Regions from separate parts of the Homo sapiens genome. Here regions 2 and 3 are each linked to region 1. The links are chromatin loops, found by intact Hi-C in ENCODE. Cell type or tissue: GM12878. All regions are shown on one strand.

What was found. A loop is a pair of places that touch in the nucleus more often than their neighbours do. Peaks named below come from ENCODE experiments on the same cell type or tissue, not always from the same donor. Only the 100,000 strongest peaks of a DNase experiment are listed, where the experiment ranks them.
Region 2: it touches region 1 in a loop (5-fold over the local background); 2 of 110 quality-filtered maps call a loop at or near these places.
Region 3: it touches region 1 in a loop (3.0-fold over the local background); 2 of 110 quality-filtered maps call a loop at or near these places.

Annotation. Positions count from the first base shown.
Region 1 is chr10:62,650,422-62,658,421 of GRCh38, reverse strand. LOC124902436 (talanin) reads right to left here. Exons shown (of 6, transcript XM_047426120.1): 2 at 3,492-3,579; 3 at 2,941-3,055; 4 at 1,936-2,026. It overlaps LOC105378327 (a long non-coding RNA gene), which reads left to right and starts at 2,837. Exons shown (of 3, transcript XR_946002.3): 1 at 2,837-2,996. RefSeq lists enhancers at 2,417-2,496, 2,547-2,596, 2,837-3,066, 2,914-3,083, 2,144-3,343 and 2 more and a silencer at 5,512-5,561. In GM12878, no CTCF peak of the experiment used is centred here; DNase peaks (open chromatin) are centred at 2,811 and 4,981; H3K4me3 peaks cover 1,606 bases; H3K27ac peaks cover 3,518 bases.
Region 2 is chr10:62,774,715-62,782,714 of GRCh38, reverse strand. No RefSeq gene overlaps it. Among named protein-coding and RNA genes, the nearest start is that of ADO, 26 kb to the left of the region's middle. In GM12878, no CTCF peak of the experiment used is centred here; DNase peaks (open chromatin) are centred at 3,094 and 4,501; H3K27ac peaks cover 970 bases.
Region 3 is chr10:62,704,950-62,712,949 of GRCh38, reverse strand. No RefSeq gene overlaps it. Among named protein-coding and RNA genes, the nearest start is that of ADO, 96 kb to the left of the region's middle. In GM12878, no CTCF peak of the experiment used is centred here; DNase peaks (open chromatin) are centred at 2,510, 4,169 and 4,984; H3K4me3 peaks cover 404 bases; H3K27ac peaks cover 1,835 bases.

The DNA of each region.
Region 1 (8,000 bases):
GGTTTGTGTTTTACCCCTGTTTGTATTATAGCTCCTTCAGCCCCACCATTTGGCAGGTCCCAAGTTTTTGTCTTGCGTCCAGGAAGAATGGAATGCCTGGACAACTGGAGGGCGAGCAAGGTGGAGAGGAGCTTCACTGAGTAACAGAGGAGCTCTCAGGAGACACAAAGTGGGTAACTCCTTTCCACAGACAGGTCGTCCTGGCAAGTGTCCAGCTCTCAGTGGAGAGGAGACCCATGGTGGGTAGCTCGTACCTGCAGGCAGGTAATCCTGAAGAGTCAAGGATACCGGAAGTGGGTAGCTCCTTCCCACAGCTGTTAGTCCTGACTTCTGTCTGAGTCTGGCTGAGTCCAGCGTTTTAATGGGCTCAGAAGCAGGGAAGTGTGTGCTGATTGGTTCATGCTCAGCCATGGGCAAGCCTGGAAAAAGCACCATAAGTTCTCACTCTGGGCTTTGGACTCCACCCGGAACTGGCAGCCTGGTCCCCAGGATTCAGGCTGTCCTTGGCTTGAAGGTGGAGTTTCACTAGAGACCTGCCCCTTTCTGGCCAGGAACCTGCCTGCCTCTCACCATCAACATGCCGTCCATGGCGCCTTGGCTGTTTGTGCCAAGGGGTGCAGGCCTGCGCTGAGCCATCTTCAGCGCCCCCAGCCTCCCTCTGGCACTGTTGGTGCCCAAAGTCCGGAGGAGGCCGAGGTAGGGGGTGGGCTGCGGGTCTGGCATGTCAGTGCTGCCCTGAGCACCCGCACCCTTGGCCAGGTTGTGACAGTGCACGGGCTTGGACACAACTTTGCTCCAAAATCAGAGCCGGCGCCGGGAGTGGGGAGAGGCCAGGGAGCAGGAGCAGACATTTCCTAGCCTGCAGGGGCAAGGGGGGCTTCCTGGCCCCAAGGGCAGAGGGATGCCTGGGTCCAGAGCTGCGGCTGGTCACTGCAGGGGCACCCGAGAGCGCAGGGCTCCCTCCCCACCAACTTGGTGGGGACCTGGACTCCCACGTGTTCCTGGCCCCGGGTGGCTCCACAGAGCACGCAGCCCTGGTTGCGCCTCCCCTGCTGCAGCTGGCATCCCCCCAGCGGCTGCTCCAGATGGGCTGCTGCCACCATCAATAGGCCAGAACAATTTAAAATCATAATCTGAAGGGCTCCTGCCATTGGAGCTTCATCAGACACCACGATAAATTGTGTCTAAAGTAGTAATCTGAGCCAGTAGGAAAACATTATTCTATTCATTTAAATCACTGAGTTACAGACACATTTCATGGGAATGTTTTTCTAATTACAATGATCTTAAGATAATTTCTTTGGCTGTTTCTATGAAATGCTGTAGCTATTCCTGATGTATTATTTATTCATTGGTTTATTGCCAGGAGTAATATTGACTGTTTGCTCTATCCCTGTCATGGGAGGCTTTCTGACATAACTGTGTAGTAATTTTTTTCCCTGTCTACAGGAACACATAGGGTTAATAAGTTGTGGCCATTAGACAACATTCACCAAATTCTGGGTGCCCTTTTCCCAAAAGATAAGCTACAGTGAAGGAAGAAGTGTATAATCTGCAAATTCACGTGCTAAAAATCTCCTTCTCTAGAAAGGATATTTGCTTGTTGTTTTCATGTTTCTCCCAAAGAATTTACAAACATTTTCCTTAATTCCCTGCATGAGACCAGAAAATTTCAGCTTTTGCCCCAGGCAAGGGAATAAATACAGTTAGAACATGTTTCCCATTTGAGGCAGTGGGCCACTTCTCCCCTAGACCACAGAGGGCCCACCTCTCTGTCTCCTCTTAAGAATTCAAGAGGCTTACCAGCCTGGGAGGCTGGGACCACCCAGATGGAGATGAAGTGAACTTTCAGCAGAAAGAGGGAAGCACCTGGAAAATACCTGGATTCTGCTTTGAGTGGAAATGCAGAGACAACCACATGTTTTGGACACCCACCTCTCAAAGTCCTGGAGTCCTAAGACGTCCTTCTCATTGTGATGAAAAGTCCCTCCACAAAAGGGAAATAGCACCCAAATTTGGCTAAATCCTGAAACAGAATTAAATGACCACATTGAATTCTCATGATAAGTCTTTGAGGAAGATGTCATCATCATCCCCAATTAAAAATTTTATATTTTTACTTTATTTTATTTTATTTTTGAGATGGAATCCTGCTCTGTCACGCAGGCTGGAGTGCAGTGGTGCAATCTCAGCTCACTGCAACCTCGGCCTACTGTGTTCAAGTGATTCTCCTACCTCAGCCTCTCAAGTAGCTGAGACTACAGGTATGCGCCACCACACCCAGCTAATTTTTGTATTTTTAGTAGAGAAGGGGTTTCACCATGTTGGTCAGGCTGATCCTGAACTCCTGACCTTAAGTGATCTGCCCACTTTGGCCTCCCAAAGTGCTGGGATTACAGGCATGAACCAATGTACCTGGCCTCAATTCAAAATTTTAAACTGAGGCTCAGAGAGGCTGAGTATCCTGACTGAGGTCACACAGCTTCTAAGTGATAGAATGGGGATTTGAACCCAGGGAGCCCAACTCCAGCCTGAGGGATTGAGAAAGAGTGAGCTCCAATTCAGGGTGTCATCTTCCCATCCTCCACTCCACCTTTTTAAGCCTCATCTGAAAATATCATGCAAGATCACCTTTACCACACAGAGGAGAGGAAGAAACAAATAAATATGGGGGAGGAGGAAATGGAAAATAGAACTCCCACTGGGGTCTAGCTATTAATATGTCTGCCCTGTTCTGACACTTGAATAGGTCTGGTTCTGAGTCTGCTACTGAAAGGAACCAAAAATGACCTTGAATTGAAACTCCTGCATAGGGAGGTGCCGTGATGAGCTCGGAGAGACCACAGCACGACTCTGCAAGTGTATTCAGCACAACGTCACGGTTGCTTCCAGTTGGCCAGGGGGATGCTGATGAGGTGGTTTCCAGATCTGATGAATTACCTGACTGCCAACGCCAAACTTGGGTTTTCCTCTCTGCAGGATGGAGAGGTTGGAAGGTGAGATGGTCTTTCCAAGGGGGAGCCTGTTTCATCAGTGGCTTCTTTAGATGTGTTGACTTTGTGGAAGAACCCCAGTTAACAGGAACATAGGGAGGGGTTTTCTTCAGTAAGTACCAATGTCAGCCAATCCCTTACCTCTTTAATCTCATCTCCCATTGTTTTCTCTGCTTTTTCTGCCTCAGCACACTGGCTTTTTACTGTCCCTGGAATATGCAAGGCACACTCCTGCCTCAGGGCCTTTGCATGTGCTCTTTCTGCTGCCTGAAACCTTTCCCCCAGATACTCCCATGGCTTGCTTCCACTCCTCTCATGCCTTTCCTCAAATGTCCTCTTCTGAGTGAGACCTTCCCTAGTTATCTGTTCTAGCAACAATTGCATTGTCAACTCCACCTCCCTCAACATGCACACATACACATTCTCACTCCCCTTCCAGCTTAGTTTTCTTGTTAGCGCACTCCACCTTACAATCTCCTATGCATAATACTGACTTACCTTGTTTTTGACTGTCTCCCTTAGCTGAAGGTAAGCTCCGTGCAGGCAAGGATTTTTATCTGTTTGGTTCCTCTCTGTATTCCAGCACCTAGAATAATAAGTAGCTAGTGCTCAATAACAACATGTTGATCCATGCGCAGTGGCTCACGCCTGTAATCCCGGCACTTTGGGAGGCCGAGGTGGGCGGATCACCTGAGGTCAGGCATTTGAGACCAGCCTGGCAAACATGGTGAAACCACGTCTCTACTAAAAATACAAAAATTAGCCGGGCACATGCCTGTAATCCCAGCTACTCAGGAGGCTGAGGCAGGAGAATTCCTTGAACCCGGGAGGTGGAGGTTGCAGTGAGCCAAGATCATGCCACTGCACTCCAGTCTGGGTGACAAGAGTGAGACTCTGTCTTGAAAAAAAAAAAATTGTTGAACGCGCAAATGAATGAATTTATTAATCCTAGCCCTGAGATTTAGTAACCAGGCAGGCTGTAAAGAGTTAGTTAACTTCCTTTCTAAGCTTCATTTCTGCAACCATAAATTTAGAATGAGAATTCCTATTCTCCTTGTGAGCTGTGCTTTTTCAACAGGATTACAAAAGGGCACACCCAGCACAGTACTCATACGGACTCAGTAAGAACTGGCTTAATGACTGTGCGTTCAGTGAAAGAATTACCAATAACAGTGGCAAGCGTTTGTAGAGTATTTCTATGAGCCAGGCACTGTTCTAAGCATGTATGTTTATTAACCCATTTAATCTTTACAACATCCTGAAATGTATGTGCTATTATCATCATCATCCTAGCTTTAAAAATAAAGAAACTGCAGGGGTAACTTTCTCAAGGCCACATGACTAATAAATCACAGAGCCTGGATTTGAACTCAAGCCCAACTATCTCCAACATCCATATCTTACCCACTTCAGCATACTGCTTCCCTATAGCAAGAAGATGTAATTTACATAACAGAGGCACAGGAAATTCCATTTAAGTCATGAAACCTCCTATTTACAAATTTGAGTTTTTAAACTTGTAAGATGTCTTCTGGGATCAAATGTGATGATAATTCAATTTCTAAATCAACTGGAACAGATGGAGGCCAAATTGTATTTAACTCCAAGCCATGCAATATCTTTGGCCATGAAATGCTACCATTGTGGAGATGTTTGTAAATTATGTTTTATTTAGACACACTCTGTATGAACATATATAAGACACAGTTTTAAATAGACAGCAGTGTCATTTAGTTTCCAAAGCTGAGTGGAAATAAAAACCAGGGCCATGTAGACACACCCTAAACCTAGCACCTGCTTTTGAGGCTGCTTCAAATAATATCATCCTGATTTTTCTTGTGAATTGGCTTCGATCACTTGTGATTCCTGTGCATCTAGCATGTCTCATAACCGGCAGTCATTCATAGCCTATTTTAAGTGTGAGCATTCAAATGCTAGGTTTCGTTCATGAGCGACAACTCAGGCCATCTTCTCTGTTCACGGTGCTGGCTCTACAAGTCACTGCACACTCAACAGGGAGGTGCATGCACACAAACTTTCCAAATCGTCTTTAAAGGTTTTCAGTTCCCTTTTTTCTTTTTTTGGTTTCTATTGCCTTCCCAGTAATGGCTAAGACATTGCCAGTTTGTCTTGCTTCTTGTGATTTCTCCAGATGGCCTTATGGCCCAGGAGATCAGTTGGGACCAGGTGTTAATATCCCACTGATTTTAATCTGGCTTTTATTTTTTGTTGCAAGAAACAGAAATCTATTCAAGCCAACTCAAGACAAAGGGATTTCACATATTGCATTACATTACATTATTTTTAAATGGTAAATCCAAGAGCAGGAGCCATATCAGACCCTGGCCTTAAGGAATCCAGAACTCGAAGATGCTTCTAGATTCAAGGAAGCTCCCAGGTCTTCCACAGTAGGAGTTCATGGATGTTTGATTTCTATGTTTAAGCAACAAATGCCATGTCTTCTTCTGCTCCCTGTACTAACTGATGGTTATTTGTTTGTTTCAAGTTCAGGGCCCTAGGAGAGAATCTGATTGGTCCAGTCCATCTTTCAAAGTAGTCTGCACCTCTCTCTTCAGCATATGGGTTGTCTGCCATTGGCTCAGGTGCCCTGCCAGGGCCAATCATCTATGGATAGAGGAAGTGGGGCACTGGGTACTGAGTATGGCTTCCTGGGCCTGTCCCTTCAGCAGAAAGTGTGGGCAGGATGGGTACCCTCAGAAGAGGCTGTAGGTGGGTTGGCACAGTATTGACCTTTCCACAATACCATTGTGCAAGACACTGATGTCATATAGCCAAGACATGTAGTGGTGTATCAAGGTAAGATGATATTGTATTGACAAAGATACAAATGCAACTCAGAAAGACATCTACAAAGCCACATGCATGTATCTTTGCAATTGGCATGCTTAAAACATGAAACAAATACCATTATTCCTTTGTGATATGTTTTATCTAAAAATATTTATTCTTTTGCCCAAGTTCAGCTGTCAAACTCCATGGCTTTCTCAGGCAGGGCCTCCCAGTTTTGGTGAGCAAACTGCATTCAGCACAATTTCAGCCTGTGCCGTTCACAGAGATTACAATGGGATGACTAAACTGTAGCCACATTAACCTTTGCAGTTGCCAGCCAGTTATTGAGGTTTTGTTGTGATCGAGCTAGTGAAAACCTATTGGATTTGTTATCACCATTGACTCAGTGTCTATAATGCTTTGGGCTACAGCTTTAAACATAGGCTGAATGAATACCCACATAACTTCAGAGGTCCCATATGTCAAATATATTATGCACATGTTGTTGGTGATCTCTCCTTTGAAGACTGGCCCACTTCCACCTGGGGTCCCTGTAGAACAATGGCTCTATGATGGGACATTTTGACTGAGGTAGGAATGTTAAGGAGCATGAGTTGCGATCCAGGACTGGATGCCTTGCTGCAATGTGTGTGAAGGTTGTGGTGGGGGCGGGGGAGAGGAGCTGCTGATATAAAGGCAGAAAGCATGGCAAACTTGGCCTGCATGACAGTTCTGGTGAATGAAAACCCCTAGACAAAGACCAAATACCTGGGTTCGAGGTAACTGTCTTGAGAAAATTCACTACTGATGGTGGCATCGGTGATCTGCATTTGTATGAACTGCAGTCTCTATTTTTGAGTTCTCAGCAGAAACCATTCTCTCTTGTCACCTGAGGTGCACAGCTTTCTAGGTGTGTTTTTCTTGTGCCCCATATCACTTTCTGTCTATATTTTTAAAATATCTACCTGATTTTTCTTTGCCCTTGGATGAAAATTTCTTTTAAGACAAAATCATTGTCTGATTCATCCTGGTGTTCCTGCTATGGCTTGGAACATGGTAGGCATTCAATAAATATTTGTGGGATGAATGATAGTAAGAACCTAAATTGTCGTTTGAGTCACCAAATTGACCGTGATCCATGTTGTGCTCTCTGCTCAGTGGCAGTATTTGGCACAGGGGAATGTCTGAGATGGCATCATTGCCAATCAAAGCTATTTTCAGGGTCAAGTATAATTTTGCAAATATCTCTAAAATAGTTACTGTGAAAACACCATCAATATATCTTGTAATATGTGAAAGGGTGTACAGGCTCCATTGATTACCAGAACAAAGATGGAATTCCTAAGGACAGACCAGGAAAGTTCTTTGAGTGAAGACAAAGAGAAGGAGGAAGATGTAGAAGAGGAGGAAGAGGAGTAGGAGAGGAGGATAATAGCTGGCATTTATTGACAGTTTGTTATGTGCCAGGCCTTGTCATAAGCACTTTGTATGTATTAACTCATTTAATACTCACAGAAGCCCTATGGGGAAGATACCATCATCCCGTTTTGCAGATGAGTCCGGTGCAAAATAGGGCAAGTTGCCTTTCAGTCCACACAGTCTGCTTTGCAGGACTCCTTGGACTGCACTTCTCCTGGGGTCTTCCTCTCTCCCTCTCTTTCTGTTCCTTGGCCTTCTAAGGAGGCCTTGGGTAGTCAAGGTGATCATTGTAATTTCATCTTAGGGGGCCATTCTGGCTCTTTACTGGTCTCTTGAAGGTAAGACTAGATCTTCAATATTTTTCAAAATAGAGTGTCTGTAAAATGGAGAAATCCATTTCTTGCTGATATTTAGTGCTCTGAGAGCATTAACACTGATGTAGTATTTTTTCAAAACAAAACAAAATCCTCCATCACAGGTTTGAGAATGGGAAGAGATGAAGCGGGAGGAAGAGTCAGACAGCCGTGACCTGCCACAACTGTGTGAGTAACCACTACAACAGTCACTGTGTCTGCCTGGGCAGATCCATTCTTCCAGTCTTGCCAGATGAAGGCATTCACTGCCTTGAATCTGCTCTGACTTTCAAAGACACTACTCTAAAAGCTTCAATATTTCTTGGCTAAACAACAGCCACTTCCCAGGAAGGTCTCCTTATTTCCCATCTGTTTTGATTGTTGACATTTTGGTTTGGCAATAGGGAAAGCCTCCTCACCAGAAGCTGGAGCCCATGTCTAAGGC
Region 2 (8,000 bases), 120 kb before region 1:
TGGGCTCCGCCCAGTTCAAACTTCCCAGGGGCTTTGTTTACACTATGGGAGAAAACCACCTATTCAACCCTCAGTAATGGCGAATGACCCTACCCCCTCCAAGCTGGAGCATCCCAGGTTAACTTCAGACTGCTGTACTGGCAGTGAGAATTTCAAGCCAATGGATCTTAGCTTGCTGGGCTCTGTGGAGGTGGGATCCACGGAACTAGACCACTTGGCTCCCTGGCTTCAGCCCCCTTTCCAGGGGAATGAACGGATCTGTCTCACTGGTGTTCCAGGTGCCACTGGAGTATGAAAAAAAAAAAACTCCTGCAGCTAGCTCGGTGTCTGCCCAAACTGCTGCCCAGCTTTGTGCTTGCAACCCAGGGCCCTGGTGGTGTAGGCACCTGAGGGAATCTCCTGGTCTACAGGTTGCAAAGACCATGGGAAAAGCATAGTATGTGGGCCAGACTACCATTCCTCATGACACAGTCCCTCACAGCTTCCCTTGGCTAGGGGAGGGAGTTCCCAAACCCCTTGCACTTCCTAGGTAAGGCAAAATTCCACCCTGCTTTGGCTTGCCCTCTGTGGGCTGCACTCACTGTCTAACCAGTCCCAATGAGATGAGCTGGGTACCTCAGTTGGAAATGCAGAAATCACTCACCTTCTGTGTTGATCTCGCTGGAAGCTGCAGACCAGAACTGTTCCTATTCGGCCATCTTGCCAGCCACCAGTGAGAGTAATACTTTTATATCGCACCAGTCTTCTGCTGTTCCTGGATATAAGATTGGGACTCTGTTTAGATTTCTGGGGCAGGAATAAAAGAGAAATAATTTCACACAATGAAGCTAAGTGAAAAAGATGCTCAGTGAAATAAAGAGGTGGCCTTTGCATACAACAGCTTCCTAGGTGTCAGGAGAAAGATGAGTAGTGGTATAGGGGTCAGAAACAGTAAGTGATAGATAGTTTTATTTTACAATTGTGATTCATAGTCTGTCTTCTCTAATAGCGTGTGCTTAGAAAGAAATTTTGTTTGTAAAATTGCTTAAATCTCAATGACAATATGGTTTCCTATTTACATGCTCCATTTGTCTGGTATTATTGGGGAATGAAGTTCTCCCCGCAAGAAAATCTGTTAGATATTCAATTAAAAACCAGAAAATTGCTTAGTTCTGAATTATTAGGAACTGAGAACTTACCAGCATTGATTTGGTCATTCATTCATTCAACAAATGTGTATTAAACACTCATTCCATGCATTCCATGGTACCTATGGGTGAGGAATATAGCAGTGAAAAGACAAGCAAGATTCCTGTCTGCATGGAGTTCATATTCCAGAAGGAGGGGCAGACAATAGAAAAGAAACAAGGGAAGAAGATAATTATCTTGCAAAAAGCCCTAAGTACTGAGAGGAAAATAAGAGTGACACAACGATAAACTGGACAGTAGAGTAGCCACTGGGTGGCTGCTTTAGTCTGGAACACCAAAGAAATCCTCTCTGTGATTGTAGCACTTGAGTGGAACCTGAAGGGCAACAAGGAGTTGGCCACGGTAAGATCTGAGTAGAACTTTCCTGGCAGATGTTCTCAGGCAGGAATAATCTTGGCAGCTTAAAAAAAACTAGTTTTGGGGTATACTTCTTAATGTATACTAAATATAAATTTTTACTTTTATTGATGATTCACACCTTCTGTTCTTTGTTAACCCATCTCCTGGGGTTATTATTTTGTGGATTAGCATCTCAGTGGATCATCCTCAAAGAACCCTCCATCCCTTCTTGCTGGTATAACATAGGAAGAACCAGAGAGGTCCCTGACAGACAAGATTGTTATATCAGTAGGCTCAATTTACACACGTGCTCCAAATCTGGGGATGGGACAGCAAAGAGGAAGCTATGGGCCCTTTGAGGGTTAACCTGTATGGACCCCATTCCTTTCTCCTTGCTTGGAATTTAAAGTTCAGTGCCCAGTTATGGATCCAGATGCTTAGAGTGAACGTCTTCCACCTCCTGCTTCCTCCATCTCCTCATTGCCAATTCCTTTAACTTTCCTTTGTTAGTCTTTAAGCACTGTGACCTGCCTCTAGATCTTTGTCCCAGTGGGTTAATAGGATGAGTAGACCCATGCAAGCTGTTTCTCTTTCATCTTTACCATGCACTTGGACTCAGTAGTGATAGCCTTGAGTAGACATAGACTCTCTCCCAGCTTTTTCTCCTCCACTGGTCTGTTAAAGGAGGCTATGAAGATTTTTTTAAAGGGTCCAGATGACTTGAGGAGTCCCATTTTTAACCCATAGAAGGTGAATGAATTTACTCCCAAATTCGCTGGCATTTTCCAGTGAGTTGTTAATGGATGAAAGTTATACAAAACTTTGTCTAAGGCCTTTGGTATGTGGGAAACACTTGGACATTGACTACAAATGAGATTTTCTCAATATTTTCAAAAAGTAAACATAAATTTTCTGTTTGGTTCAGATGATAACGTGTTATCTAGTTGTAACTCTGGTACCTCTGGATCAGCTTCTTTTACTTATTTATTTATTTATTTATTTATTTGTTTAATTTTATTTTTTTTAACGATGGAGTCTCGCTATGTAGCCCTGGCTGGAGTGCAGTGGCACGATCATAGCTCACTGCACCCTCAACCTCCTGGGCTCAAGCCATCCTCCCACCTCAGCCTCCTGAGTGTCTGGGATTACAGGCACACACCACCATACCTGGCGAATTTTTTTTTGTTGTTTTTTGTTTTTGTTTTTGTTTTTGTGGAGATGAGGTCTCTCTGTGTTGCACAGGCTGAACAGCTTATTCTGATGGTGCTAGTAGAATATTGGAGAGTTGGTAAAAGAGCAAATTGATCAAACAGATGTATATGTGTGAGTCAAGGATGAGACATGATCTTTTATTGTTAAAATAGTCACTGTTTCACAACTGAAAATCTAGTCACTATTTCACAACTGAAAATTCCCCTCTTTTCTACACCCACTAATCAAGCTCCTTTTCTATTTAATATTTAAAATAAAATAGTTTAGCTCTGTGGGGGCCTTGGGACTTCCCCCGTGCCACAGAGTGTGAAGTGTCTTTTCATACCTCTAGGCTGGGGAAACCCCACTCTGGGCAAAGGGCCAATTTTAGACCCAGCAGCTTATTAAGGAGATTCAGAATCTAAAAGAGCCACAAACAGACAATAACAGGAAGGAGACAAATATAGGAAGATAACACCTGAAGCTGGCTCTCTGGCCAAGTTTACAGTTATCTCTATATCCTAGAAAGAGGCTAATGGGATTAGTGGAGGAGGCATTGTGGAAATGGGAAAGGATGTTAGTTCTAATTTGTGGAAGAGAATTTCATGAATAAAAATCTTAAGAAGAAGATTAGCCTATTTTGAAAATGACCCAAAGAGATGCTAGATGAGCTGTGAGAGAAAATCATTCTCAAAACCTCATGGTCACAACTCTTGGAAACAAAACCCAACTCTAACTTTGGAAAAGGCTCTTGGAAAGCATCTGATCTATCCTCTAATTCCAGCTGCAGGAATGTCTCCCAGGGGTTCCCTGACCGATAGTCACCCAACTTCCCTCGAGCCCTTGTGGTGCTGAAGCACCCATTGTTGACCACACATGGCGAGGCAGCCATCCATCCTTTTGCTGGCCAGGAAGGCTGGTAAGAAAGTTCTTGATGTGAAGATGAATCTGGCTTCTTCTATTATGCAGCCAGAGTTCTTTCCTTTTACATACAACATGCCTTCCCTCCCTTTCTCATGACTTGTTCCAAATATTTGAAGACAACCAACCATCCTATAACATCTAGGCTTTCTCTTCTCAAGCTAAGCATATCAGATTCTCCCCTTCTCAAGTTTCTGGCTTTCATTGTTCTGGTCACCCTTGTCTGGGCTGACTTAGTTTGTGGAGGTTCTTCATGAAACCTAGGGCTGGGAATGAAACATAATCCTCTGGATGGAGTCACTGAAGCCCCTACACCAAAGTGTGGGGGGGACAATGACACTATCTGTTCATACGGATTAAGACTGTTTGCTTTTTTTGGTATCCATACTGCCCTGGTGGCTTCTATTGAATTTGTGGTCAAGTAAGAATTATTTGCTGTTGTTTATTTTTAAATTTGTTTTAATGTGAACCATTATAAGCCAGCTTCCTCCATCCTATATACACATATACATATATGAGTGTGTATATGTATCTATACATATATGTGTTTACATATGTGTATGTGTATATATATGCGTATATATACAATTTATAATGGTGGTGGTTGAATTCTACGTCAATTTTTCAAATTTTCTTTTAGTATTATAACATAGATTTGATAAACATACTTGCCATCTCTACCCCAAAGTCATAATACAGATGTTTCAATGAGAGCCTTGCTGCACACAGAAGGTGGCCTCTACCCACAAGTTTGCTATGACTGTTAAACCACCCAACTATTCTAAATCCTCCTGGCTGTTACTAGCACCTGGTGGCATTTTCCCATCTTGTCTGCAAGGATATCACCCAATGCTGAATGAAATGCTTTGCTAGAATGCTGATACACTGACTCTATGGTGTTTCCCTATTTAATCACTTATTAAAGATGACTTTGCTGTGACTTTGTGGATTCTGTTGGTCTCTTTCTGAACCCACTTCTTTCTAGTGATCATTATTTTATTTTTTAAGTGTTGTAAGAAGGCATCAGGATGTAAACTTGGGTGATTATTTGGATTTCCCTGTGATGCTTAGTTTTATCACTTCAGGCAAGTCAATTTGTCTGTTTTACCCACCATTTAAAAAAAAAATCTGGAAAACTATGAACTCAATTATATCTAGCATTCTATAATTTGGAGTCATATTTTAACACCCTATCATAGAATTTTTCTAGAAACAACATGAAATTTCTGGATTCCATTTTTTCCTCTCCCAATCTGTTCCTTCTCTCTGAAATATCCTTAGTCTTAGGATTATATCTTAGTCTTAGGGGCTTTGATCTATCCTTAGTCTTTCTCCCTGATTTTTAAAATGTCACTGACTATGGTTCTCTGATTACATCTGAAACATTTTTGTTTTCATTGTCTTTTGCAGGGAGGCACATGGGATGCAATTCTTCTCATTTAAATTAGCAATTATTAAAAAATCTGTCTTAAATTTTAGTGCCTTCTTAATGATAGCTGCCTTTCTTTTCCCATTTGAAAACTGTTCTTTTTGGTGAATAAGATGGATGTGAAAAAGCACTAACCTTTTTTACTGACCAACTTTATTCATTGGGTTTTCCTTCAAAAGATTGTTGGCTACTTAAATCTCCCCATCATTTCCTTTAAAATCTTCCCACCCATCCCCTAAATGAAATAAAAATTTAAATTATAAAGGTACATCACCACTGAGAATATTCTAAAGAATGTGCTTAAGGCTCTGAAAGGAAATTATGAAGGAGAAGTTCTCCAAGTGTTTTAAGCAATAGCAGCATCCTTAGGGGAAATGTATACTTTCCCCAAGTATTACCTAGACCCCTTTCTAGGTGGAAAAGTCTTGTTCTATTTGTGTAAAGACCAGCTGTGGTGTTTTGCGATCAACCTCCCAGAGCATCTTGACCTACAATACCTGAACTTTTTTTTTTTTTAATTTGTTCAGGAAAAAAGCAGTTGTTAAAACATTGTTAACTAGAAGCCAGTCAAGTTTTTTTTTTTTTTCCCTCTGTTTTATATTTATATTGGCTCTGACTTCAGCCACCCTGTGGATCTGAAGGTGGCACTGAACAGATGGGACCTAATCAGCTCTCTTGGTAACCTGGCCTGTCCACAATTTAAGTCTTTTCTATGAAAAGATAATTTATGATAAACCACTTAATAGAACCAAATACTATCTTTCCATTTATAATACCTCTATATCTGGATATATTTTTGTATATTCAAAACCTACTTATTCGATTCTAAGTATCTTTGACAAACTCAGTGTCCAAAGTTTTTGGTTTAAGACAAACAGTTTTAAAACGTGAATATAAGAAATCACTAGTTTCAGAAGTCCATGGAATACTAGCCGGGCATAGTGGCTCACGCCTGTAATCCCAGCACTTTGGGAGGCTGAGACAGTTAGATCACTTGAGGTCAGGAGTTCGAGACCAGCCTGGCCAACATGGCGAAACCCCGTCTCTACTAAAAATACAAAAACTAGCTGGGCGTGGTGGCACGCACCTGTAGTCCCAGCTACTCAGGAGGCTGAGGCAGGAGAATTGGTTGAACCCGGGAGGCAGAGGTTGCAGTGAGCTAAGATGGTGCCACTGCACTCCAGCCTGGCTAACAGAGAGAGACTTTGTCTTAAAAAAAAAAAGAAGCCCATGGAATATTATATCATGAAGATATAAATAAAGTCGTTGGCCTCACTCAATTGGGAGTCAGATCCTAAATCCTTTTGATGCTGTCTTGCAAAGGCCCTGTAGGTATGAAACCTTGGGACAAAAGTTTGCAGTATATTTTTCTTATGCCAAGGTAGATAGTATTTATTTAGAGCCCCTTTAGTGTACTGTCCTCATGTAAAAATGAGAGAGTGAACATTTAAAAAGTGGTCCCGAAATGAGATTCAGAGAAGTCATGGGAATCAGTTGCAAGCTCACTGCCCCGCTCAGAGTGGCGTTTGAACACTGGGAGTCCTGGGTAAGGACAACACATGATTTTATTTTGCAAAATTTTCTTCCATAACAAGCGTGCAGCCGTGCATGACAACTTTGTTTTTGGGGAAAAAAAAGATACATGCATATGTGTCAGTTGACATTTTAGACATTTAACCACACTTTAAATCTTCTCTATGAAAAGACAATTTATGATAAACCACTTAATAGGACCAAATGCTATTTTTCATTTATAATAGATCTCTATCTGGATATATTTTTGTGTATTCACAGCTTTTTCATCTTTCCATATAATTTGCGCACAAGACATGTTATATCTTCACTTATAAGAATAAAAGCCCCAAATTATAGCAAATTTGTCATATATAGATCTCTTTTTCTCTGCCAAATGATTTTGTTATTTCCATAGGCTTTCTCCTTCGAGCATCTAACACCCCTTTGCTTGTGTGTTCAGGAGCAGTGTATGCGGCCCCCTCTTAGAGTCAGTCAGTGAGACGCTTCAGGGTAGGCAGGTTGTGGGTGGCTGAAGGGAAATAGAGAACCTTCAGTGGTGAACCTGAAGAGCCTCAGAGCCTTTTGTAACCATGACTGAAGTGGAGTTTTCTGACCACGTAGACTTCAGAATATCTGGTTCTGCTGAGGCTGAGGAGGCAGCATGGAGCATGAGGATAAGCCATCATGAGCTTATCAAAGCACTGCACATTATCCTGCAGATAGCTGAGCATTGATGAGAGTTTGATGCTGCTGCTAGAGAAATAAGGTTATTAATGAAAATATGGAGCCTGGGAGATATGCTAATTAGGATAGTACCATGTCAATGAGGATGATTTGGGCACACAGAAAACAAACTCTAAGCTTCTGAAGTAAGGAGGGATTTATTATCTCACCTAATAAAAAGCCTAGAGGTAGGGCAGTTTCAGGATTGGTTAATTCAGTGGTTCAACAATTATATCAAGGCCCAGGTTGTGTTTGCTATTCTTAACATGTTGGTCTTAGGTTTCTCCCCTCATGGTTGCAAGATGGCTGCTAATGCTCCAGGTATCTCATCCTCATCCTCACTTATTTTCTTTTTTTTTTTTTCTTTTGAGACAGAGTCTCACTCTGTCGCCCAGGCTGGAGTGCGCAGTGGCGCGATCTCGGCTCACTGCAAGCTCCGCCTCCCAGGTTCACACCATTCTCCTGCCTCAGCCTCCTGAGTAGCTGGGACTACAGGTGCACGCCACCATGCCTGGCTAATTTTTTGTATTTTTAGTAGTGACAGGGTTTCACCATGTTAGCCAGAATGGTCTCGATCTCCTGACCTCATGATCTGCCTGCCTCAGCCTCCCAAAGTGCTGGGATTCCAGGCATGAGCCACCCTGCCTGGCCCATCCTCACTTATTTTCTTTGAGATGAAGAAAGGGACAGTTTC
Region 3 (8,000 bases), 55 kb before region 1:
CCATTTGTCAATTTTGGCTTTTGCTGCCATTGCTTTTGGTGTTTTAGACATGAAGTCCTTGCCCATGCCTATGTCCTGAATAGTAATGCCTAGGTTTTCTTCTAGGGTTTTTATGGTTTTAGGTCTAACGTTTAAGTCTTTAATCCATCTTGAATTGATTTTTGTATAAGGTGTAAGGAAGGGATCCAGTTTCAGCTTTCTACATATGGCTAGCCAGTTTTCCCAGCACCATTTATTAAATAGGGAATCCTTTCCCCATTGCTTGTTTTTCTCAGGTTTGTCAAAGATCAGACAGTCGTAGATATGCGGCGTTATTTCTGAGGGCTCTGATCTGTTCCATTGATCTATATCTCTGTTTTGGTACCAGTACCATGCTGTTTTGGTTACTGTAGCCTTGTAGTATAGTTTGAAGTCAGGTAGTGTGATGCCTCCAGCTTTGTTCTTTTGGCTTAGGATTGACTTGGCAATGCGGGCTCTTTTTTGGTTCCATATGAACTTTAAAGTAGTTTTTTCCAATTCTGTGAAGAAAGTAATTGGTAGCTTGATGATTCAATGCCATCCCCATCAAGCTATATTACATTTTCTTAATCCATTCATCTGTTGATGGACATTTGGGTTGTTTCCAAATCTTGACTATTGAAAATAATGCTACCATGAATGTGAGAGTGCAGATCTCTCTTTGAGGACCTGATTTCAATTTCTTTTTTATATATACCCAGAAGTGGGACTGCTGGATCATATGGTAGTTGTATTTTTAATTTTTGAGGAATCACCATACTGTTTTCTACAGTTGCTGGGCCATTTTACATACACTGTTTTCCATAGCTGCTGGGCCATTTTACATTTTACATTGTACAGAACAGTGTACAAGAGTTCCCTTTTCTCTACATCCTTGCTAATACTTGTTACTTTTTTTTATTACAGCCGTTCTAACAAGGGTGAGGCAATATCCCATTGTAATTTTGATTTACATTTCCCTGATAATTAATGATGTTGAGTATCTTTTAATATATCTGTTAATCATTTGTATGTCTTTGAAGAAAAGTCTATACAAGTCCTTTGCCCATTTTAAAATTGGGTTATACGGGAGGCGGAGCTTGCAGTGAGCAGAGATCGCGCCACTGCACTCCAGCCTGGGTGACAGAGCGAGACTCTGTCTCAAAAAAAAAAAAAAAAAAAAATTGGGTTATATGTTTTTCTGCTATAGAGTTGTAGGTGTTCCTTATATATTTTAGAAATTAACCCCTTATTAGCTATATGGGTTACAAATATTTTTCCCCATTCCATGGTTGCCTTTATTTTACATTCTGATGACTGTTTTGTTTGCTATATAAAAAATTTTTAGTTTGCTGTATTCCCACTTGTCTATATTTGCTTTTATTGCCAGATTTCTTATAGGAGTAGCCCATGCATACCTTCTCTACTCCTTCCACTTGCATTCATGTATTAGGCCACCAGGGTTAATATCTTAGATGACTTCCATGGAAGCCATCATGATTAAGATTCCTGAAGGCCATGTTGCATCTTTTGGGTCCCCATCCCTCTTGAAACCTTTGTAGGGATAGCTCAATTGGCCATTTGCTTCTCCTCTTCCTCTATAGGCTTCTGCAATATTGCTTTTTCATAGTTCTCAACCTGTGAATTATTTTCTTGATCCTTTTCAATACTTCCTATTGTCCTGTCAATATTCATTGTTTCTGCTCCAATGTGCTTTCCTCAGTCCTCTGCCCTTGCCCTTTTCCTCTTGTCTTCTTTTCTTTCATGCTGTAGGTTTCTCCTGGGTGATTTCTTTCATTACTAGGTCTTTGTCTGGTTCCAAGAATTCAGTGATTTATCCATTTATAATTTTAGTCCAGACCTCTCGCTTGAGCTTTAGGTTTTTATTTCTAATTGCTTCTGGAACACCTTCATTCAAACATTACATTACCAAAATGGAATTCTATCATCTTTTCCAAAAACCCTACTCATTCTTTCTTATTTGTTTTCTTCTATCACTATCATTCATCCAAGTGCCCAAGTGAAGAACTTGAGTGCGACTTCAACTCTGCCTTCTCTTTCTCTCATTTTCCACATCCAGTTGTGAACAGCCCTATTAATTGTGCCTTGGAAATATTTCTCAAACATCTTCTCTTCTCCATCCTCATCACCTCTGCCTTTAAGATCTTTCTTACCTGTCTATTCTCCCTTGACTCACTTCCAGTGGGGACAGGTTTTCTCTTGAGATTCCCATTTTTATGGAGTGCCAGCTTCAACTTTCATGAGATACTGGTCCTGTTTCTAAATTGATCATCTACTAAGATAAAAGACCTGTGATCAATAAGAGTACAGAGTAGCTTCAGATCCTTGTTAGTTGAGGCCCTTTCTAGCTTTGGACCATCCAGTTTTTATCAAGTGCTCAGCCCTGAGAAACAACATGAAGGGAGGATGATTTTAAGGGCCCATCCAGATCAAATCTAACCCTGTACCAAATCAGATCTGCAAAGCTAGCTGAAGGAAGTTTTTGAGGGTGTTATTCATGACTTTCCAGAGCCTTTCTTTCACTTAGGAGAAGTTCCTGTTTTGGGTTAATACCGAGAAGAGTGAGTTATACTTCTCTTGGGCAATCATTAACCAATATGTAGAACGTTTATTTTTAACTCTTCATTTGTGCCCCATCTCGAATGGAGCCATTTGATCGTTGTTTTTCATTCTTCTTTGGTTTTACACTTATTTTATACCACTTCATATTTTATGCATTCTTAGATGCTGCCTTCAGTTTCCTCTGAAACAAGATGGAAAACAGGCAACAAACAAATAAAGATATAAATAATTCAGGTTCTTATTACCTCTTTCTCTGGCTATTGGAATACTGGCCTTCCCTTCCCACCTCGTATCTTTCCTTCTGTATATCTTTTACATACTAATCATGTCGTCCTCCTGCTTAAAAGCAGTTAGCAGTCCCATACTTGCTCTTTCGCAGAGCACGTAAGGCCCTTCACAGTCTTAAAACAGTCTTTTCTTAACCTCAGAATCTCCCTGTGTCCTTATTTCCAGCCATGCCAAGCCACTCATTGCTCCTCTTAGAAGTGTTATGTGTTCACATACTTCTAAACTTCATATTGGATACTGTAGATATAGTGGTTTGTGAACATATGCTGTGCTGCCACTTCTCATGAACTCCTATTCATCTTTTAAGGCCCATATCAAATGTCACCTTCTCTGGAGTGCCTTTCCTGATTCCTTATAAAACTCTTTCATTTTACTATAAGTACTCTGTTAGTACTTTCTAGATTCTTTTGCTAATAGTAATTATCACACCATTTTATTGATTTGTTCATTTGTATGTTTCTTAACCATTTTTTTCACTTATCTTGTATACTTTGGTCTTGGCATGGGATAAGCATTTAATAAAAGTTTGTTTTGACTGTGCAAATGAACATTACACTGTTTTTTGGTGGACATCTATAGCTGACGTTTCACCGCATGTGATACCATGGCCACAGGACTTTTGGATTTGTGGGTTTTGCTTAGTTACAACAGTAAGTCACTTTAAAAAATATTTTGTTTCCAATAATAGATTTATTGAGTCATAATAGTCATCTCTAGGTCGAAACAACTAGAATATAGAGTGTACTGTTGGCTCATAGTATCTTTTGGGGTCCCACTAGTCTATCTTAAAAAGTCATTCAGCCCCTCTGTAACAGAATCTCATTGACTAGGAGATTAATGAGAAATTAGCCATGACTAGGCTTGCTGAATTAAAATTGGAAGCAAGGGTTATTACTAGAGATGCTGGGTTTATGGTAGATGAAAGCATGACCAATCATTACGAACTGAGGGGTTTTAGAAACACAGATTTGTTGCATTTCATTAACTAGTCTCCAGACATCTGTATTAGCACTTGTTTGCCAACAATTTACTAATCATTTTATGTGTCTATATCTTACTCTCTCAACTAGCTCAAAAGCAATCTGAGAGAATGAATTATGCATTATCTAATGTAGGCCACAAGCTGAGCATCCTGATGGCAAAATATTACCTGGCATGGCCCTTTGGAACATTTACAAAATGTGGAGGGATACTCCCTGCATCGTGGGAACACAGGCTGTAGTTTAAGCTGCTCTGAAAGTGGAACACTCCTCTTCTTCCTCCTACAGTAGGGCTCAGTGAGTTTTGTTTTGTTTTCTCTATATTTGGCTCTGTGGGAAATCATCTGACCTTGGGTCTTGGGCAGGGACTAACGGGCACGTGAGATCTTGAGGTTTCTGGTTCAGGATACGATGGAAAAAAATCAACCAACTGATAGACTTTAGTTAACACAGAATGAACTGGCTGCCATGAAAATATACCCAAAAGGCTCACAGAAAGGATATTCCTGACTCTGGTCCAAAGGAATTTACATGCAAAACAGTCTCCCAGAGACAAAACCCAGGAACCATTAAAAACAAATTTTCTCTTAGGAGTTAGTATACACTTTTAAGGAGAAGAGCTAACCTGTGAGGATGAGCTTTTAGGAGAACTTGTCCTGGAAGCCTTTCACTACCATGTTGCTCTGGCATTGCAATGCATGTCAGAGATTAAGTATATTCCTGTATCTATGACACCAGGAGAGATGGAATCAAAATACACAAATACATAAAATTCATCTGCTGGTGCAGCAAGAAAACACAGATCAATCAAGACAATAGATTTGGCTCCTTTGTGCTTTAAAAAGCAAGAAAATAAACTTTAATGTTACTATACCCGTTTGGATTCCAAAAGGATCAAATGGCATTTGAATAGTTCTAGATGAAAAGACAAATACTTAGCAAATATATTTTCTTCACTGGTATTAGGCTGCAGGCATTCATGGGAGCTAGGCTACTTATAGTCTCTGCTTTGTATATGTATATATATAAATATATATTTAGCATCAGTAGAGTAGGGGGTTGGCAGGGTGAAAATAGCCTTACACTAATTTTAGATAATTTGCATAGCATTCTCGGAACATGTCTCTCTATGACCTTAATGAAATGAACAACTGGGCTAAGGAGAACAGGGCACAAATGAGACTTTTTTGTGGGGACCTTTCAGTCTTTGCCGACAAAATACATCTATCAATAAGGCATACCTGAAGGAAGCACTTGGAGGGTCTTTATTGCATATGCCAACTGGTTGTTTCTCTATGTAATAACCTTTTTGATAAGCTTTTCGGTAAGGCTAAGTTGTTAGAGAAGAAGCTTTCAATTATTCTCTGTAAGGTGATGGGACATGTCCATATTTAGGACAAATGGATGGAGCTACACTGTGAATAGCTATAGTTCCTAACGAATCGTAAGTGGCAAGATTGCCACTTGCAGATCCCCTGTGTGGTGTAGGCATGTAGAAGGAGAGTGGCAAAAGGCATTGAATGGATTGATTATTTTGAGGCACTCTGATGTTTTTTCTGTGTTTTTGAATGAAGTACAACCACAACCACATCTCTTTATGATAGGCATAGAGGTATGCATGCCACCCATATTCAGAAGTAAGCCAACCTTCTTTAACTACTAAGAATCTTCTAGAGCAGATAAATATAACAAAGTTAAGTTTTTAAAAGAAAGCATTTTTGTGTTTCCAAACAATGCAATTATTCTATTAATTTAAAACCAAACTCAACCAAATGCCTCGCTTTAAATAAACACTTTGAAATACCTTTTGCCCTTTATTTTTGTTTAAAGCTTTTAAACCTCTTTAGCTAGCTGGTACAGAACAATACTGAAGTTTACAAAATTCACCCAAACCTAGGACATTATAAATGCCTTAACAATGCCTAAGAAAACTCCCAATTCCCCGTGTGATTCTTGGATCAAAGACACCAGCAGTTGTGAACAAAATGCCAACAGGCCAGAGTTACTACTATGTAGCATTCCACAGTGAAAGTGTGGCCATCCCACATGTCTACCTAAATACATAGGTAAACTTTTCCCTAACTCAAATCCTCTATTGCCAATCAGAACTAGGTTTTATTAAATTTTATTAAAATTTGTCAAAGCTGTTCTCTGACTGGAAACTTGCCTGCTGAGTTTTAGCCCAAGGCAGATTTTAATGGCCAAGTTCTACAGGCATCAAAGGGAGGAGGAGTCAGCAAGAGGATGCCTTCTCTTCCCAAATGGTGACAGCCTGCTCTCATGTGAAAACTCTATAGAAGCATCACAAGTGAGGAGAGACTGGAACATCTCTGACAGGCAGCCTGGAGTTGAATCACTGTCTCCCTTCCAGGACGCCACTCTGGCACAGGTATTTCATGCCCTTAGAAGTTTTCCAATCCTCAGACTGATCAAAGCACTTGGAAGTCAGGGCTAATTTCACCTACACACGTTCCTTCATCACAACTTGTGCCTTTCATGTTTAAATATCCTTCTTCTTAACTTGGATTTAGCATTGTTTATTCACTCATCATTCATTTTTCTCATTTTTCTTCTCCCTGCATGATACCCATGAAGGCAAAGGAAAGGAGATTGAGATGTCCAAATTGCTTCAATGAATTCTGAATTGTGAAGACATTTGAGCTTTTCCCTAAAAGTTTTTAATGAGAAAATGATGCACAGGATGGGCCACTGCCCAAATCTCACCTCTCCATTGTTCTTATCTTGCAGTAGGCATAATTTTAATTAAGAGAAGTTCCAAAGAGAGAAGAAGAGGACATGACTTACTTTATTAAATTTTCTGGGTGGTGAATACTGCTCAGAGATGCAGCTGGACCAATTATGCTAAAGTGCATTTCCTTACTGGTGGGGTGGTCCAGGAATAGGTAATCCCCAACCAGAAAGGGGTTGATGAAAATCCATGCATCTGCAGTACTCAAGGACAGCCACCGAAGGCATGGCTTCAAGGTTGGTTGACAGCTTTGCTCCTTAACCTCTCTGAGCTCAGGAAGCCAAGGAAAAGAGGCACACTGAAGCTGAGTTACCTAGGCTTGCTATGGTAATTTGGGGCCTCTCTATATGTGTGTGTTGCGGGAGGGGTTTAGGGAAGAATGGGCCTATAGAGTAGAAACATGACTCAGGCAATGGGTTAATCTATTTGGAGAAAGGTCAAACAATTTAACACCCATCACAGAAACACCAGCCTCCTATCCCTCCAACCACCCACACTAAGAGCTATATATATATATACACATATATATATATATGTGTGTATATATATATATATGTGTGTGTGTATATATATATATATATTCTGGAGCATTGACAGGAAAGAAAGGCAACACAAATTGGGGCTAAATATTTATTTCCTGTATGGCATTAACTCCTGAAATATTCACTGGCTGTGTCTTCAGCGAGGGTAGACTCAATGGCACATCTCTGGATCCTCACTGGCAGCCCTTTTAGTTGGTACAGATTGTCTTGCAAAAATGAAATCAGCTGACACCACTTTAGACTAGCGCCCACCCCAGACCAATTGAATCAGAAACTCTGGAGCTGGGAATTGCTCAGCTGGTGTTAATAGCACCCCAGGTGATTCTAATTTACAGCTGAGGGCGAACCAAAGAACCACAGCCTTAGACAATTCTACACACCCTGTGGATGCAGAATGAATGCAGGATGGCTGATTGAAAGCAAAGTTTGCACTGCTTTTCTCCATTCGTCCAGAAACCTATCTATCTAGACATGTATTAAGAGCCAGCCATTCTAGGTCCTGGGTTAGGTGGTAGATCTCACACTTCATTGTGCATGAGAGTCACCTGGGCACCTGGTTAAAATACAGAGTCTGACTCAAGAGATCTGGGGTGGAACAACGCGTCTCTGTTTTTAACAAGTTCCCAGGTGATACTGGTGCTGCTGGTCCTGAACTACGTGAGTAGCACACAAGACTAAGAAGGTGCTTTTCCTCTTTCCTGCAGTCTTGTGCTCCCTTCAGGGCTGACACAAAGCCCATTTGGATAGAGAAGTCTACTGCCCCATCCTGGGTCCCTCCCTTCCCTTCCTGCAGCCCCATTTCCTTTTTGTCCACTCAAATTATGTTCCCTTTCTTTCCACCCAAATCTAGTCTCTGAAGAG